Linked DNA regions of Mus musculus: region 2 is linked to region 1. Evidence: chromatin loops called from intact Hi-C (ENCODE). Cell type or tissue: left cerebral cortex. All regions are shown on one strand. Links, peaks and the distances in the headings refer to the core of each region. The heading gives the core; the rest is flanking DNA.

What was found. Peaks named below come from ENCODE experiments on the same cell type or tissue, not always from the same donor. Only the 100,000 strongest peaks of a DNase experiment are listed, where the experiment ranks them.
Region 2: a loop joins it to region 1, with 5 times the contacts of the local background. A loop is called at or near these places in 29 of 42 quality-filtered maps.

The regions. Positions count from the first base shown.
Region 1 is chr8:10,399,443-10,407,442 of GRCm38, reverse strand. It overlaps Myo16 (myosin XVI), which reads right to left. Exons shown (of 35, transcript NM_001319151.1): 14 at 6,854-6,959; 15 at 1,790-1,907. Among named protein-coding and RNA genes, the nearest start is that of Gm51561, 27 kb to the left of the region's middle. In left cerebral cortex, for the core only: CTCF peaks have their summits at 1,771 (motif pointing left) and 4,641 (motif pointing right); DNase peaks (open chromatin) are centred at 1,779 and 4,639.
Region 2 is chr8:10,048,084-10,058,357 of GRCm38, reverse strand. No RefSeq gene overlaps it. Among named protein-coding and RNA genes, the nearest start is that of Tnfsf13b, 47 kb to the right of the region's middle. In left cerebral cortex, for the core only: a CTCF peak has its summit at 4,728 (motif pointing left); DNase peaks (open chromatin) are centred at 4,480, 4,651, 7,607 and 8,990; H3K27ac peaks cover 1,737 bases.

The sequences.
Region 1 (8,000 bases), core at 1-8,000:
TGTGTGGTATGTGTAGTGTGTGTGTGTACATCCTGGTGCACTCTCTAACATCCATGTGAAAGCCAGCAGTTGTCATTAGGCATCCTCTTCTGTGACTTCCATCTTAGTGTTTGTCTGTGTGTCTGTGTGTCTGTCTGTGCCTGTGTGTCTGTGTCGTCTCTCTGTGTGTGTATTGGGTCCCTCCAGGAAAAGTCCCACACAACACTTTGTTACAGCAGGTATCAGAGCCTGACATTCTGGAACATTCCCAGGCTTCTTGCCCACTTCATTTATGGATGCTCACATTACCAGGGAAGCAAGGCTGCCGTATCCTTCCCGGGACCTCAGAATACCAGACTAGCAGTGGTCAGAGGTCTCCTCTCCAGACTGAGAGTTTTCTTGGCACAAGCAAGCATCTTTGTAGCGACCTTGCCTTAGTGTTCCGACTGCATACAACTGCTTTCAAGGCTCTGTCCTCCACTCCCTCAACGTATCTGAGCATATCACTGTCATGACAGGAAAGCTCCCAGCACCCCTGCGCCTCTATGATGGATGCTCCTGTGATTAACTGATTGGCATGGACTGTATCTTTACACGGCACAGCACACTTTTGTTCTCAAGTCCTGTCCATATGGTAAAATGGATAAGTCCATCACAGTCTTCACTTGAGTCTCTTCTGCCCAGTATCAGCGTCACCCTGCCTGTTCTTCAAAGAGGATGCACTCAGACTTGAGTTTCATGATGAATTGTCTCAGAGTACACGATTTTCAGTTTCCTTTTACAAGGAGCAGAGGTGAGCTCTGAGGCAGATGCAGGGTCTCTCCTTGGCAGTGCGTGGACTATGTTTGTGATATCCAGGCTCTCAACATCAGCATCAGGATGGCGAAAGGCTGCATTAGGCTTAGTAGGAGCTATGCTCTCAAACATCAGTGACTCTGAGGCTCCCCACAGAATGTCCTGCCACACAGTGGAGCAAGCAAGTGGCCAGTGAGTGACTTGGGACGCCACACTGCTCACAGACTGCCAGTTTAACCTGACCACAGGCGTCACCTGGGTCTGCACAGCCATGTGGCAAAGGACAGTCACAACCTTTCCTGTCTGGTCTCTGGGAATTTCTCACCTAGGAATCTTAGACTGTGCCCAGAACCTGCTACTGGTCAGTAAAATCTTGAATTGTAAATGAGTTTCCAGAAAAAAAAATACACAGCTAATATTTAAAGCAAATAAGAAACCGATTCTGTTTCAGTTTAGTTTGGTGGTTGCTTTAATGTTTAGATTGGTTGTAATTCAATCATTTAAAAAAAATCAGATTTGATTTAAACAGATCTCACTGGGCGCCATGTGAAGGAACTGCACGTGGCTATAATTTGTTTGAGGGTTTGCATTTTTGTGGGAGGACTACTCCTGTCAGGTGTTTGTTTGTTTGTCTTTTTTGATAAGTCCTTCTTTCTGTGTTGTGTGCTTTATACAGCACTCCTCCTGGGGAGGCTCACCTCGCACTTGAGAATATTTTTGATTCCCAGTGAAGTCTGAACTTGAAACCTGACGCCTCAGGATGCACAAGGCAGCCCAGGCTCCTCTGGGCACACCTGGTCATCGTTATTATAAGACAGTTCTAGGGTACGAATAAGAGGTTTATAAATCCATAAGTGGTGGCGAGTGAATTCTCTTCCGGTGATGGGCTGTCATTGGCTTCTCTCTGCTGTGTGCTGACTTGGGGTTGTCTAGATAGTGAATGTAAGCTTCACAGCCCCCATGGCCTCTGTCTCTCTAGGAGCAGGCGCCCTCTGCTGGCTACATGCAAACTCACCTCCAGTTATGTGCTTTCTCCTCTGACAGCACTGCAGTTCCCAGTACTGTATGAGGCAACTGGACACATTGTTGAGTGTGGTCTTGGCATGTCCGAAGGCCTCCACGATGTATATGGCCTGCAGTAGGAGAGAGAATTTGATTGGACTGCCCCTTAAAATGAATAAAAACAGAGAACCGTTGCAGCCTTGCTGCTGGGACTATGTTGCTGCTTGGTGAAGGCTCTGTGCTCTCCACATAATGCAGGCTGTCCTCGCCTCAGGTGGAAACTACAAGTGCACACAAGACTGTAGCCACTATTAATGTCACATATTTTACCTGCCTGCACAGAAATGGAGGCCAGTGTTCTACACACGCACACACACACACACACCTGCACGTGCACATATACATACACACACACACCCATACACACCACACACACACACACACACACACACACACACCCATACACACCACACACACCCAGCACACACACATATACATACATGCACATGCACACACACCCATACACACCACACACACACACGTGCACACACACCCATACACACCACACATACACCACACACACACATGCACACATGCACACGCACATATACATACATGCACATGCACACACATACACACCACACACACACACACACACACACACACACACACACACCCATACACACCACACACACACCACACACATATACATATACGCACACGCACATATACATATACGCACACGCACACACACACACATACATACCACACACACCACACACACACACACGCACACACACACACAGACACACACACACACACACACACACGTGCGCGCGCGCACATGCACACGCACATATACACCACATACACACACACACTGCAGGGGAGGGGCTGATGGTATATGTGCACATGTGTGGGGATGACCTTGGGTAACCTAATTTGTCATTCTCCACATTCCTCCCTCGCAACAGGCTCTTTCCCTGAATTGACAGCCAGGAAGCTTCATGACTGTCTCTACCCCCACAGGCCAGGAGTTACAAGCTCACAGATGACGTTCCTGGCTTTTTACATGGGTGCTGGAATCTGACCTCAGCCCTTTCTACACTCTTACCGATTGGGCACCAGCCCCAGCTCCTTCGTGGTTTTTTGTTTTGTTTTGTTTTTTAAAGAAGAATTAGAAATGACAGAAACCTGAGTCCTTCCTAATCCCTGGGCACGCGTATACGTGCGTCAATATTCAGATTTGCTAACCTCTTTTCTGGCTGCACTGTGGCCCATTGCAACCCACCCTCTCTTGCAGAAACAGAACTAAACAACCAATGAAGTCACTGTCATGCCCCCCGCTCCCCCACTGCCCTGTGCTTTGTTTCAAAGGTTGAGATCCCATGGTTCTAAAACTCTAGTGTGAAGCCCCTCTGTTGGACCCGGGATATGACATATTCTCTAAACAAGTTTCTTCAAATATTGAGCATGAATTAAAATCCAGTTCTTGTCCATCAACTGACTGGGACCTTAGCAAGGATCATGACTGAACAAGTCTCCAGCTGTGTGTAAACCCGGCAAGTCCTTTCTCCTTCAAGACTCTACAAATACATAAAACCCAGCTTTTGCCAGCCACCTGATGGCCAAAGGCCACTCTCCTGATTCAATGGGTCCTCATCCTACACCCTTTAATTTATGACATTATTTTTGAGATAATCATTATTCATTTTAAGCAAATGTATTGAGTCTATTTCTTAAGTTTTTTTTTAAATAAAAACTTGGCATTTGTCATATCTGGGCACTTATTAATTTGAGAAGCATTCTGCATGATTGACTATTATAAAGCGACACTTTGATCCCAATCACAAATCAAAAATGCTAAATATAATGAAATGTGTTTAACCATCTGGTATGGAAGCTTAGGTTTCTGAAGAGACATTAAATCTTTACAAAAATCTATTATTTGGGCCTGAAAATTAATACAACCCAAAGCAAATTGATAGCAGGCAGGACACAATTGCCAGTTCATTTGTGATCAATATGATTTATGTTTTCTTAATTACATTGAATAGGTAGCTATGCATATATTAAAATTAACAATGTAATCCCTTCTCACTGCATGAGCATACAGCAAAATAATTATTTTTAAAAGCCGTAAAATAGGATGATTTAAAAATATTTTAGATTTGAGGCATTTCTGTATTGTATTTGACAATAAAGTGGTGGTTTATTATTTTATAAGAAAGGTTATCATGAATAATGGGTGATGTGTACCCAGACAGCTGCCTCCCCATCTCAGGTGAGCAAGCGACACGCTCTAAAGGTAGAGCAAGCTCCTTCAACTCCCAACCTCACTCTGCTGAACTCTGACACAGGATGACTTTTGGGTGCTTGCTGCGTCTTGCGTTTAAAGCACGTGGCTTTGTCCCGACACAGAGCAGACATGTGCATGACCAATAATGACTCTCCTCCCATTAGTGACTGACTGTAGACACACATCTACTGTGCTTACTATGTGCCTACGCGCACCCTAACATGAGCTACATGTGTAAATACGTGTGTACGTGTGACGGTTTTCAACCTTGAATATCAGAGTCTCAACTGTCTCATCAAGGAAGTAGAATCAACTGTCAGGACCATAGACTCCTAGCTGGGATTTGAACCAAGGCAGTCTGGCTGCAGAGTCACACACTTAATCCTAGCTTCATAATAACCTTGTCCAATTTGTCTTGCCTAGAAATAAAGACATGTGACACTAAAGCCATTTAAGAACTGTAAACTCTTACGACCTTTTCAGTGCACACTTCTGCGTTCTTCCAGATGGCAGTTCCAAGCTTGAAACTGCCAGCTATTTTCTTCTTTATTAACTAGTCGGCCAATAGGTGGCGCTAAGTAACTGTATTAGGAGAAATGCTGAGACAAGCTAAAACTGGTATATGACTCTGAAACAAGATTATAAGAAGAGCACATAGCCATAAAAATTTAAATGAAAATATATAGAAAAAATACCTATTTGCACCCTCAATGTTTACTGATTAAAATTTTATTGAACTGATTTTTCCCCACTTATACTGTGTGGTATAAGTTTTAATAGTTAAAGTGACTATGTGTTGTGAAAGTAGCTAATTATATTGTATTTCCTAGAAATAAAGGTCCAGGGGCTCCTTAATGAATATCCACACACCCATTAATCAAACTTAGCCTGTCATTCTCCTCTCCAAAGGGACTTCTCAATAAAGGCTTATTTAAATCATTGGAACAGAATTGAGTGAGTCTGAAACTCATTTGGAATGGAATGGACAAGAAGTCCCAGGCAATTTCTTTCAAAAAAGGTGGTTTTCTGCTTCAATAAGTCCAATGACACAGAAAAGACCCACTCCTGATCATCAAGATTGAGATAAACGGGTTAGAGACAAAGTAGTGTTGGGGGCTTAGCTGCTCGCAGACCTAGGGGAGGAGAGCAACCCATCTGAGCATTGGACTCCACCTGCCCCTGAGTACACAGCACAGCAAACACACCGAGAGACCTCTCATAGGACAGGGATGCCCTGCAAGACTGGCCTTCGCTCAGGTCCCACGCTCCTTAGCATCTTTCAGACCCAGCCATGTCTTTGTCTTCCTTCCTTCCTCATGGTTCATGTGAGTACCATGTCCCAGGAAGATGAACAGAGAGGCCATGGACCTCTCAGACAGCCCCGTTAATCTTGTGGGGGTGGCTGCATGTGGCTTGGACAAGGCTGTTGCTGTGCCAATTGCAGGAGGTTCCTTCATCACTTTCTGTGTGACAGTCACTGGAGATGCCCTCTGCCCCAATCGCTCTTGCTTTTATCTCTCTAGCTTCCTTTCACGTGTATAATCTTTGCTAACTGAACAAGACCTTCACTGCTTCTATCACACAACAGTCTGCTTAAGATGCCACCAGCCTTCCCCTAGTGAGGTTTGTTTGTGCAGCTCTCTGTGTGTCTGCCAGTGAAAGGCCCCCCACTGAGGGTTCACAATCAGCCTCAGGACAGCTCACCTGTCTTCACCTGAGAGCTTCCTTTCAATTAAGCTGGCTCTCCATCTCAACCTCACTGCTAAATAGCCCTGTGCACGAAGGATGCTCTATCTACTGATTCGATTCTGCTAGCCAAATCTTTATCTCATGAAGATTCTAGTAGTTTCCACCTCTCAAGTCCACTGAATTTTACAGATGTCCTGTACTGTTACACAGATTTACAAATCACTTGACAAATTCCTTTGACTCTTGCGTAAAGCCCTGTCAATTCCTCAGGATGCTTTGCTGAACCTGCACTGGGCTTCATGGACTTAGACAACGATGTTTGTGTGGATGGTATCTAACGTAGGGAATCCCATGGTTAAGATGGGATTTAAACATGTCATGAAGAATGAAGAAAACATACAGGGAATCACTTGAAATCTCCATGGAGCCAGGGTTTTTTCATCCCCCAGTGCCAGCAGACTTGAGAGAGTTACACCCAACCAGCTCAACAGGAGTTGGAAAGTAGTCACGTAAACTAAATATCAAAGCCAACTTATATAAAGTGATCAGACTGCATTTGAGAAATTCCAGAGCCTGTTCTCTTGCCAATGATCATTTTAATAGATGATTATCTTAGCTAGTGATTTAGAGGGGAGACTATTGTTCCCTGTCATTTCAATTAAGTCAATAGATTCTCCTATTTCCATTAGTTAACTGGCATTTATCTTATAATCATGTTGATTTATTCATGTTTTCATTTGGGAGTATCAGGCACCGGTATGTTAGCATATTTGAGTAGAGGCTTGCCAGTCTTCCCAAGTTGACTCCAACTGCTACATTAGAGCCGTGGAGTGAACCGATGTGTTGCTGAAGAGGGTGCAAGCCTAATGAATAGCTGTAGATTAAAATCATCCATGTTTACCGTGGCCACTTCTTTTAAAAACATTGCAGGCTTATTGTTTGCTCTCAGGATTGCTCCAGTGTTGCTTTTCAGAAAATCCCCAGCAGAACTATCAGCCCTAGGCATTATCTTTGACCATGGTGATGCATCCCTGTATTTGCAAGTGGCGTTGCTCTTGGCCCAATCCATGCACTCCCATATCGACTTACATGCCTGAGTCTGGAGTCAAACATGGTACAGCTGGAGCTGGCCCTGCTGGTCAGGTACTTCATGATCTGCTTGCTGGCCTGGGTCTTCCCTGACCCTCGTTCTCCACTGAGAGAAAATGGGGGAGAACACAAATTCACTGGATTAGAAAAGGGAGAAAAAGAACCAGAGATGATTCTGAGACTCACGGATGGTGGGAGGAATGATGCTGCCAGGGAATTGATGGGACAGCTCTACTGTCAATTGGATAGGTTTCTCCTAAACACCAAGCCAGCAGGTGTCCTGTCTTGTCAGTAGGTGTTGGATGTCAGAACTCCAGAGGACTGCCTGGCACCTGTCTTCCTATGGCTGAAGGGTGAGCCATGTTCTAATTAATTAATTAAAGTGCATTTTCGAGTAAAACGTTGAAATGTTAATAACTGAACTCTCAACTTGATGAATGATCTCTTCTTAGCTCCATCGACCTGATTCATAGAAGCTCCTGGGACAAAAACAAGTTACTAACTTTATGGTGTGACATTAAAATGAAGTTTGTAAAGCAAATTAAACATAATGTCTTATCTGGTGCTAATTTATAGAATATCTATTCTGGAGATATTCAACTTGCCCCCCTCCCTTTTATTGACAATACATTTTCCCCCTCACATGCTAGATCCTGATTACAGCTTCCCTTCCTTCTGTTCCTCCCAGGTCCTCCCCACCTCCAGTGTCATCCAGATCCACTCCTTTCTGTCTCCCACTAGGAAAAGAAAAGGCTTCTAAAGGGTAATAATAAAACAAAATAAGAAAAGATTAAAAAAAAAACCTAACACATTGGAATTGGACAAGACAAACCAACAGAAGGAAAAGATCGCAAGAGAAGGCACAAGAATCAGAGGCCCACTCATTTGCACACTCAGAACTCTCATAAAAACACTAAACTGGAAGCCGTCATGCATATATGGTGGACCCGACGCAGACCCATGCAGACCCTGTGTCTGCTGCCTCAGTCTCTGTGAGCTCATATGAGCATTGACCATGTTCATTTAGATGGCTTTATTTTCTTTGAGTTCTTCATCCCCTCTGACTCTTACACTCTTTCTGCCTCCCTTTCTTCAGGGTTTCCTGAGCCCTGAGGGTATATTCAGCACCTGATGACTATAGTATGGG
Region 2 (10,274 bases), core at 1,118-9,117, 350 kb after region 1:
TGCCTTTAGAGATCATAGCAAGAGACTCTGCTCCCTGAATGGGCTTATGCTACCACTGTCCAGATGGGTTACCGCTGGCGTATATTTCAAGTGAAAACCTGAGTCCAGTCTCTTTCTCACTGGTGCTTTCTGATCACATGGTATCTTTCATCATGCAAGGACCCATTATGAAGGCCCCTGGCAGCTGTGTCCTCTCAGTCCTGGACTGTGAGCAAGCACACATGTGTTCACTATGGAGTATGCTGCCTGTGGTCGGGTTTCAGTAGCACAATGTGGACTGAGACAAGCACACCCTGGGAAAGGGACACTAGGTAAGAGACAGGACAGTATCATTCCTGGCTCATTGATAGCTGCATACTCTATAGAATCTGTGAGAACCCTACATGAGTCCTCTCCCCAGGTCCTCTATGGTGGAGGAGGGCAGGGCTGACACCTAATCTGTCCTTTGACTACCACACGTACCTTATTAGGTGAGCAGCCTTCTTCCACAACGCTAAACAAATAATAAGTATTTTCTTTAAAGAATAAAGAGAATAAAGCTATAATGTACTTTAAAAAGTTTGACTTTGGCTGAGCATAGTGGACTCTGGTTAGTAGGCTGAGGCAGGAGGATTACAGTGAGTATGAGACAATACAAGGCTACATACTGTCTCAGAAAACACCAAAACCAACCAACCAAGCAAACAAACAAAACATCAACTTTGTGCAAGGCCAAATTCCAAATCAAATTTGACGAGTATAGTTTTAGGATTACCTGGGCTATGGAGTAAGTAATTCAATGAATTATGAAATAATGAGATGCAGTCAATGTTATTAGCATTTAGTACCTAATTATGCGACCAGAGTATTAAATAGCAAAGCATTAAATGAAGAGCCATCCATCCATCAGGATGCAGTGAGCACTGTAAAGAGCCATCCATCTAATCGGATGCAGAGAGCCTTTCAGCTGACCAAGGCTGGGAGACAGGAGGGCATGGCATCCGCCTTCTCTCAGCCTCCCTTCTCAGCCAAGTTTAGTGAATGAAGTGAAGTCCCTGCCTTCCTCTCCTCGCACATCTCTCATCTGCTGCACTCAGCTTGGTGCACCTGTGGGGTCAAAACTGCTTCTTTTCAGGTACAGCAACCCCCGTGGCTGAAACAGACAGCCAAGCAATGCTTGCTGATGTGTTATCCAGTCTTAAAGGCAACAGGAAAACTTCTCAACCAGCCACAAGAGATGGCCAGGGCTCTGGAGGGATGAAAATGAGAGTTGGGATATAGAGTGGGGTTGATTCCACTTGAGCTTGCCATGGAACCAGGAAGACACCACACTTGAAGCAGAGACACAGCAAGGCCTCAGGTGAGTATGATGTTTGCTTGTCACCCCAGGTCCTCCCGGGTGCACAGAACCTTCTGTGGTCAAGGAAGGCTGCAGGGGCCAAAGAAGCCACAGCCACAGTCACACCATGGCCACACTCATTGTTTTCAATAGGATGGATCTGAAGGAATACCACAGTCTGTAGTAGGTTATGTCCACCCTCTGGCTTATGTGCTTCCACAGGCTGCTTCCTCTGAGCCAGTGGCTTGAATGTGGTCTGCCTGCCTTCCAAGGCCTCCTGTAATGCTTTCTTTCACCCTGACAAACCACCCACTGCTGGGAAGTCTCCATAGTCTTACAAGTCCAGGTTACATACTGGACTATGTTCCTGTTCAAATCATTCATTTGCTTCAGCCGCATCCAGAGTGCAGGTTAGGCCGACTGTGCCAGTGAGGACACAGCATGCAGATGGCATCCTTGTCCTCTTTACCTGAGGCTCCTCCCTCCTCCCATTTCAGTACCCAGCCCCTTCAGCAAAGCCTCACTACACCGTAAACCCTGTGGCATACAGAAAGAGAAAGGTGACAGAATTCGGGTGTTTAGTTGAGTTTTAGGAGTTTTAACCTCAAAAATTAACTCAGACCCCTTGGAATCCTTTACAGTTATATGTATCATGTGACAAGAGTGCCTTTGGCAGCGATATTTAGCAAGTTTCAATCATGTGTTTATTAGAATAAGATTGGAAATAGTAGATTCCTGACCTCGAGCTCGCAGATGTCTCCACAAAAGCAAACGCAGAAATATCTAATCCTCAAGTCATACGGATAAGAAACACAAGTAAATTTGTTTTACTCACAGGAATATTTCTAAGTATTTCCAACTTATTCCTTGTATGAATGGGGCATAGGAGTAATGGAAACTACACTCCCTGACCTGCCAGCAGGGTCTTCCCACAGAGAATGATGAAAGCAAAACAGAGAGCAGGCCAGAGTGTGAGGTCACCAGCCAAAGGAGATCTACTGCTAATCTGTATCAGAAACCAGCAGCCCCAAGTTTCTGCCAGCCTTAGATACCATCCTCCCTAAGTCTAGCTACAATGTTTCTTCCTCACGGCTACTCACTGGAAGTCCCCGAGTTTCATAGCATGAGTTTCTTAGGTGGGATCTTTTCAGTTTGAAATGTTTATGAGAAACCTCTGCTTCCAGAATAAGCTTTGTTGATCCTCATGAGTCTGCAAGGGGTGCTGTGAAGCCATAAGGACCAGATGGAGGAACAACAGTGAGTGGCTCTCTCCAGTTGAGGAGGCCAGAGAAGTCAGTCAGCTCAGCATGCCTCAGCCTCCTCCGGAGGGTGCATGGGCAAGGGCTGCCCTGTGTTCACCTCTTCACTGGAGATAAGTGTCTTGCTCACATGATAGCCTCCCTGTGTGAGGCCAAGTTCAAGATCTGCTTTCCTCGTCTGTCCAATTGGATTGAGACTCACCCTTGTGAATTCTGGGTGACTCGAATGTTGCAACACCTGTTTCTCAATCTCCAGGTAAGATTACATTACAGGGGACTAGACTTTTTAGTCTTGATGTGTCTTCTTTTAGAAGACGCAAAAAGTATCCCAAATGCCATGGTTAGTAAAAGATATTGTTCGTTACTGTATATTCCATGAAACACAAGCTTTCAGCTTGTTCAGGGGTCCAGAGTAGTCTAGAGAGCCAAGCCCTTACTTCTTTCGCTGAGAATGGTCAACTTCCTCAAGTTTGCCATACACAGTTTAAATCCTCAATTTTCCAATCTGTTCAGCCACTCTATGTCTTAAGATTAATTTATTCTAATTTTATACATTTGAGTGCTTTTGCTTGCACATATGTAATTTGCACCATGTATGTGCCTGGTTGTACCAAGTTTTTACATGTGAAAAAAAGCTATCGAGTTAGATCTGCTGGAACTGGAGTTACAGGCAGTTGTGAGCTATAGGGTTAGATCTGCTGGAAATGGAGTTACAGGCAGTTGTGAACCTTTGTTGGGATGCTTAGGACTGAACCCTAATCCGTGTGAGAGCAACCACTGCTCTTAAGCATTGAGCTGTTGCTCCAGCACTAAATCTGTCTTTTAATTGAAAAGATTTGCTGCTCCTCCATGCCCAGCCCACAACAACTGTCTTTTAACAGCTGTAAATAACGATGCTTCAGACCATTACCTTGATGGAAGCAGGTGATTTTCTTTCAAGCAGTTGTGGATGTTCACCGTGTTTAATGTGTGAAAAAATTGAGAATAACAATTTTTTGTGAAGCCCATAGTCAGTTTCAGTATTTTGGAAACCAAAACCGCTAACAGTGACCACAGTTTTTGGTCTGTCACTAGCTGCACACTATATTTACTGCTGGGGCCCTTGTTGTCTTAGTCACATCAAAAGTAGACAAAGATGGAGAGTTGGCTCGAAGGTAAGAGCCCTTGCTGCTCTGGTAGAGAGTTTGGGTCCTGGTACCACCAGGTCAGGCAGCTCACAACTATTTGTGACTGCAGGGGATCTAACTCTCCTGGGTACTCCTGAGCACTGATCCATATATATGTGCAGAGAGAGAGAGAGAGAGAGAGAGAGAGAGAGAGAGAGAGAGAGGAGAGGGAGAGAGACAGAGAGACAGACACAGAGAGAGACAGAGACAGAGAGAGGGGGGAGAGAGAGGAGAAAGAGAGAGAAAGGAGAGAGAGAAGAGAGAGAGAAAGGAGAGAGGGAGAAAGGAGAGAGAGAAGAGAGAGAGAAGAGAGAGAGGAGAGAGAGAGAGAGAGACAGAGAGAGAGACAGAGAGAGACAGAGAGAGGAGAAAGAGAGAGAAAGGAGAGAGAGAAGAGAGAGAGAAAGGAGAGAGGGAGAAAGGAGAGAGAGAAGAGAGAGGAGAGAGAGAAGGGAGAGAGAGAATACAGAAGCAAAAGCAAGGTCCTGTCAGTTCTCATCCAGAACGTCAGGTCCTAAGTGCCTTCCAAAAGTCTTCCTTTGTCTTACCCCTTCTTGGCAATAGGCACACTGTATCAAAATGCATCTCTGCTTTGCAGTGTTAAAGAAGATCAGGTCTCTTGTCTCTGAGATACAGCACTGAGCTCTTCCTATGCTGAGCTTGCTCACCCACACTCTCCAGATGTCTTCTGCTCTGCCCTCACTCACCATTGCAGCGTGGCTGTCATCTGCTGCAGCCCCTGAGAAGGGATGAACACAAGAGAGTGAAGAAAGTGTGGGGCCAGGGTATGGGCTTTCCCTAACTAAGCAGGACAGGTGATGTGGAGGAAAGAAGTCCCTGTAATTAAATTCAACTCCTCTTTCAAAGAGGCTGCTTATAATTAGCAGAAGCATTCCAGATTTGTGGTTCCTCTCTATCTCTAAGAAAGGCTTTCTATTCTTAGATGCTCCGAGCAGAAGCAACTGCTGTGCTGCCCCCACCTAGTGGCAACTACTATAAAGCCTTTTATGCTCAACATTAAGACGCTGGATGGGACTGAAACCCAATTTTCTCATGGTCTTAATCTTTCCCTGTAATAAATTAAGCCGCTTGAAAATTATATAAAATTTTTAATGATGAGAATATGATCTTGTGAAGCTTTGAATTTGTGGCTGACAAAGAAAGTGTTTCTTGTAATATTAAAATTACACGAGACATCATTTTCAAAGGGCATTATTGTTCTCAGTGAGCTTAAATAAATAAGTACTCTTTCACAGAGCCTTGCCTCTCTTCTAAGAAGAGGGTGTTTTCACACAAGTTCCTGATTAAGGTCAGAAATCTGGGTGTTTGCTCTGAGCAGCTCTCTCTCTCTCTCTCTCTCTCTCTCTCTCTCTCTCTCTCTCCCTCCCTCTCTCTTTCTCTCTCCCTCCCTCCCTCCCTCCCTCCCTCCCTCCCTCCCTCCCTCCCCCTTGTTTAGGAACTAAACCCAAACTCATGCATGACAGTCAATGACTCTACCACTGAGCCTTCTTAAGCAAGCAGCAGAACAGAACCGAGGGAATACCCTGACAGCTGACAGTAGGGAACCTGTTCTTTATTCTGGTTTTTTTTTTTTCTCACAAACATCATAAAAATGACTGATCCCTGAAGACAATCTCTCTAATGGAAGAGGATCTTTAAGGCTGCTTCAATTAATTGCTAGTAGTTACAGGAGGCTTCGTATTAAGAAATAGCATCTGATTAGGCTGAAAGCAATTTAGCCAAAGTAATTTGGCTCACTACAACTGGGGTGAATATGAGACATTCCACTTAAAAGCCTAATTGAAAATGAATATTTAGCAAATGATTTCTCAATCATAGTGCTTCTTAAATAAATTGCTAAAATATCTGAGTCTACTAAGTCTTTGGGGGCCATAACTCTACTCACTCTTTGTTAAGTTATCATTTCTTCTGGCTTTTTGTTGTTGTTTGTAACAGCAAATACATTGACAGATGCAGGTCCTCGAACTTTGGTAATTGTGACACTCTGGATAGTCTTATGGGTATTATTTGGAGGGGAGATAATTTCATCTACTTCAATATATTACAAAGATTTAAATAAAAAATTATAAAAATACATTTAAGAAATTGTCAAAGATACAGGAATAGTGAAAGATAAGACATTACAAACCCTACCAGTAGACTGAAAGGAGTTTGTCGTTTCAGGAGAAAGTGAGTGTTATTTTACTTGATTGTCCTGGGGGGAAGTATACACTTGGTTAAGCAATATTGGCACGGTCACCTGTGCCCATTCGGCGATGGATGGAGAGGTCTGGAGATGGAGCTGCAGAGATCAATTGGCTGGATCAGGCGAATGAGAGGCTTCTAGAGGGACTGACATGGGAACAACCCTTCTCTGAGTGGGATAGTTTGTTCAAACATTAACAAGGAAGTGGTGTTTCTATAAACTAAACGAACAGTGTCAGAACAAACATTCACCTTTCTATCACAGTGAAACAAAGGCACCAAGAAGGAATCCCTCAGGCAGCATTTGTTAAACCAAATTTTTATCTGCACTGAGTCCCAGAACAAGGGGGTTTTGTTACTGTGTAAAAATTAAACCAGGGTGTGGTTACTGCAGCTGATTCTCAGCTGCTTCCCTGCAGTGGTGGTGGATTGTAGCCTGGAATTAGAAACCAAAGGAACACTTTTTGCCCTATTCCACTTTTAGACAGGGAGCTTAGGCACAGCAACAAAAGAAAACTCGAACAGATAACATAGCCTATGAGCATTAGGGCCTCACCTCAGTCCTCTCTGCTCATGCCTTTCCTTATCTTCCTGTTTTCTCCAGAAGCCAGCTGCCAGCTTCTGTGACGTCAGAAATGAAATGCTTTCATATTGCATTCTCACACACTGCCATTTATTAATGGTGTGATGTGACCAGTCAGTCATTGGCACAGATTGTGTAGACAGTGAAGTGTGTGTGTGTGTGTGTGTGTGTGTGTGTGTGTGTTGTGTTGTGTTGTGGTGTGTGAGTGTGTGTATGTAAATGTGTGTGTACTATGTGTGGTGTATAGCGGGGGTGTTTATGTGTGTGTGTGTGTGTGTGTGTGTGTGTGTGTGTGTAGTGTGTCTGGTGTGGGGAGGTGTTTGTGTGTGTGTGCATGTATGTGAGTGTATATGATGTGTGTGGTGTTTGTGTAAATATATGTGTGGGGTGTGTGTGTGTGTGTGTGTGTGTGTGTGTGTGTGTGTGTGTGTGTAATTTGTCTTTCATAATGAAGGATGGTGGTACAACTTCGGGAGACATCCTGGGTGGGAAGCTAAGATCTAGTCTGCATCCCGAAGTCCAGAGAGTTATGGAAAGCTCTCAGAGCAGTGTGACTCAGCTGCTCTGGATGATAGCTGCTTAGTCCCAAGAGAATAGAGTGTACACTGGAGAAATGAATGCTGTTCAAGATCGTGATGCCTCCCCGCTCTTACATAGTCACTCAGTTAACTTCCCTCAACGATGACCAAAGGTCTCCATCTCTGGTGGATCCCATGGTCCAAAATTTTAAAACATTGGTGCGGCCTCCCCTTGGAGCATTTGAATATGCACTTGCAAACTGTAAAAGGTGCCTGTCAGAGTGCTCTAGACAACAGGAGCATGGCTATGGGTCTGCCTGGGAGCACAGCACTCTCTCCTGCTATCCTCCCTTCATGTCACCGTATGAGGTGGTAGCACTAGGGTGTCTACTTTTAATGATTAGAAACCAAAATGTCACCACAAAGGGTAGGACCACCATGGCAAGGTATCACGTGCATCCTTGCCGGTGCACAGCAGATGCAGCCATGTCTCAGAAGCTGCCTAACCCATTGGGCACTTAGATAAAAGGCTGTATATGTATATGTGAACATAGATGGAACACAGCTAAACTCAGAAACGAAAGGCAAAGCCTAAGCATTTCCCAGGAGAAGTGTGCTAAACACCTATAAATGAAACTGCAGACACAAGGGGACAGGGAGATAATTTTACACATTCTTAACCCATGAGAATACAGAACGGAAAGTTAAAAGGGTGAACGTGACTTTCCATTCCTTTAAAGATGCTTGCTTTAAAAAAATAGAAAATACATGTGTAAATTTAGTATATTTGAATATAAATAGTTGAAAGTACTTGAGTCTACAAGGCAGACAAAATTATGAATTATACATAAATTATTCTGTCCCTGACTGACCCAAATCTTTATTTCTTGAAAGTAGCATTTCTGTGTGTCAGCATTTCTGTGTGTGAGAGTGCAGACTAGAGGGCTGGGGTGATTTATGGATTCTTGACAGCTGGGTGGGATCTGTAACCTCAGTTTCTCAGGAGTGTACCAGGTCTTACCTCTGCAGACACTTTGGCCTAAGCTTCTGTGGGTTGGATCTGCCCTCAGCCGACTCAGGGCTCAGCCATAGATGTCCACTAACAGATTTGGAAAGTGTATGTGTTTCTGAGGGTCTACTAGTCCCCAAGGTCCTACCTCATTGGTTCTTTTCTGGTTCTGCAGAGTGAAACAGACAAACAAACAAACAAACAAACAAACAAACACTGAGGCATACCCCTACCCCAACAGAAAAGCACATAAAAAGTCAGCCCTATGCAAAAAGACTTACTTTGTGCCCTCATCCTCGGGGGCAGGTGGGGGGCATGTACAATATTTCTTTTGCCTGGCCAGGTTCAGTTCTTCAGAGCATTCCCCAAGAGTTAGTGCACCTCAGTAGTAGTATAACAGGGTTTGCTAGAGGTGGTTTTCTGACTCTGCCTTCAGTGCTCTACTCTCACAGGTATTACAGATCACTGAAAGGTGACATGGACTCTGCAGATGAGTGAAGTGCAAAGCGCTCACACTGAGAGTCTCTGATGAAACAGGCAGATGTTTCCATGCCTCTATCAGAGCCCTGTCCTGTGATGCTCAGATCCAAGAACGGGAGTGGAAGAAAAAGTTGTCCTCATTAATGTAGATGTGTATGCCGTTCACATAGCCATTTCTCAACTATGAAACACGAACCGAAGGCTCTTCTGAGCCAAAGCCTGCACCAGGCAACGGGAGATAGTGAGGGGACTTAGCTGGAATTGGCCTTGGACCTGAGGGACCCGGGGATTTCGAAAGGAAAGCTGAGCAATGCTAAATGCAGAGCTCTGCAGAATCTCCATGGCTAAACCAGGGAGCGCCTGCAGAGCAGAGATGCTGGCATCCAACTGCAGACAACGAAGACAAAGCAGGAGTCCTTCCACCCCCGCAACCATGCTGCATATACATACATTCTCTATAATTACCAGCGTACAGCTTGTGGGTCAAGGCAGAGTGTGTGGGCGAAGATTTACAGAAAGATTTTTTGCAGCTTAAGATTTTGTGCAGGATTCCTGAAATACAGCACAGACTTGTGTCTTCGCATGGTTGTGGTCTGGTACAGTCATCCAGAACTGATGGGTTTGGACTCCAAGGTCAATGAGAATGACACAGCCATTCACATTAACATTAATCTACATGTTAATAAGAATCACTAAGATGGCCCTGGCCTATGTCAGTTCACAGCCCAGACGAATCCTTCTGCCCACCTGGCTGGTCTATCTCAGCCGCGAGTGAATTCGATGTGGTTGCCTCTGAGGCTCAGGGACTACTAAACCTTATTCATTGTTACTAAACCTGAAAGCTCTTTATAAATGAATAAGAAGGCAGTGTAGTTGCACCCTCTGCCATGAATGAAGACTGTTTTAGGAAGTAAAGGCAAGATGGTAACCATGCATGAAATACCACATTCAGAAGCTTTGGTGAGTCTTGGGGATTTGATGATTTCTGCCAATTTGGGTACATTGTGGGTATGTGAGTGCTCTTTCTGTATGTACACCTGCATGCCAGAAGAGAGACTCAGATCCCAATCATAGATGGTTGTGAGCCACCAAGTTACTGGGAATTGAACTCAGCACCTCTGGAAGAGCAAACAGTGCTCTTAATCGCTGAGCCATCTCTCCGAGGTTTTGCCAATTTGAAACAAGCTAGTCACCTAGAAAGAAGAAATGTCAATTGAAAAGCAGTCTCCCTCAGTTGACCTGTGGGCACTCTGTGGTACAATTATTATCCTTGCATCATTACTGATGTGTGAGGGCTTAGCCCATTGTGGTCAGTGCCCTCCCTGGGCAGATGCTCCTGAGGTGCTTACAGAAGTAGACTGGGCAGGATCCATGAGGTGCAAGCAAATTTACAACAGCCCTAAATGACCGCTGCTGCAGTTCCTGCCTCTCGATTCCTGCTTGACTTCCTGCCCTGAATTCTTGTCATGATGGACTATGGTGCAGACACATAAGCCAAATAAAAGCTTTCCTCCCCAATCTGCTTTTGATTATGGTGTTTATTACAACAGAAATCATAGAAGACAGGAGCCAACATAAAGAAACTGTACTATCACCCTCAGAAGGCAGAAAGTAAGGCTGTGAGACGCTGACCTTCAATGGAGGAGTGCTCAAGGGCAGAAGAGGGAGAGGATTTGGGTCACTGGTTTTGAGTGGACAGCTAGAAAACCATCAGCCATATTATAGCTCATTCTTTT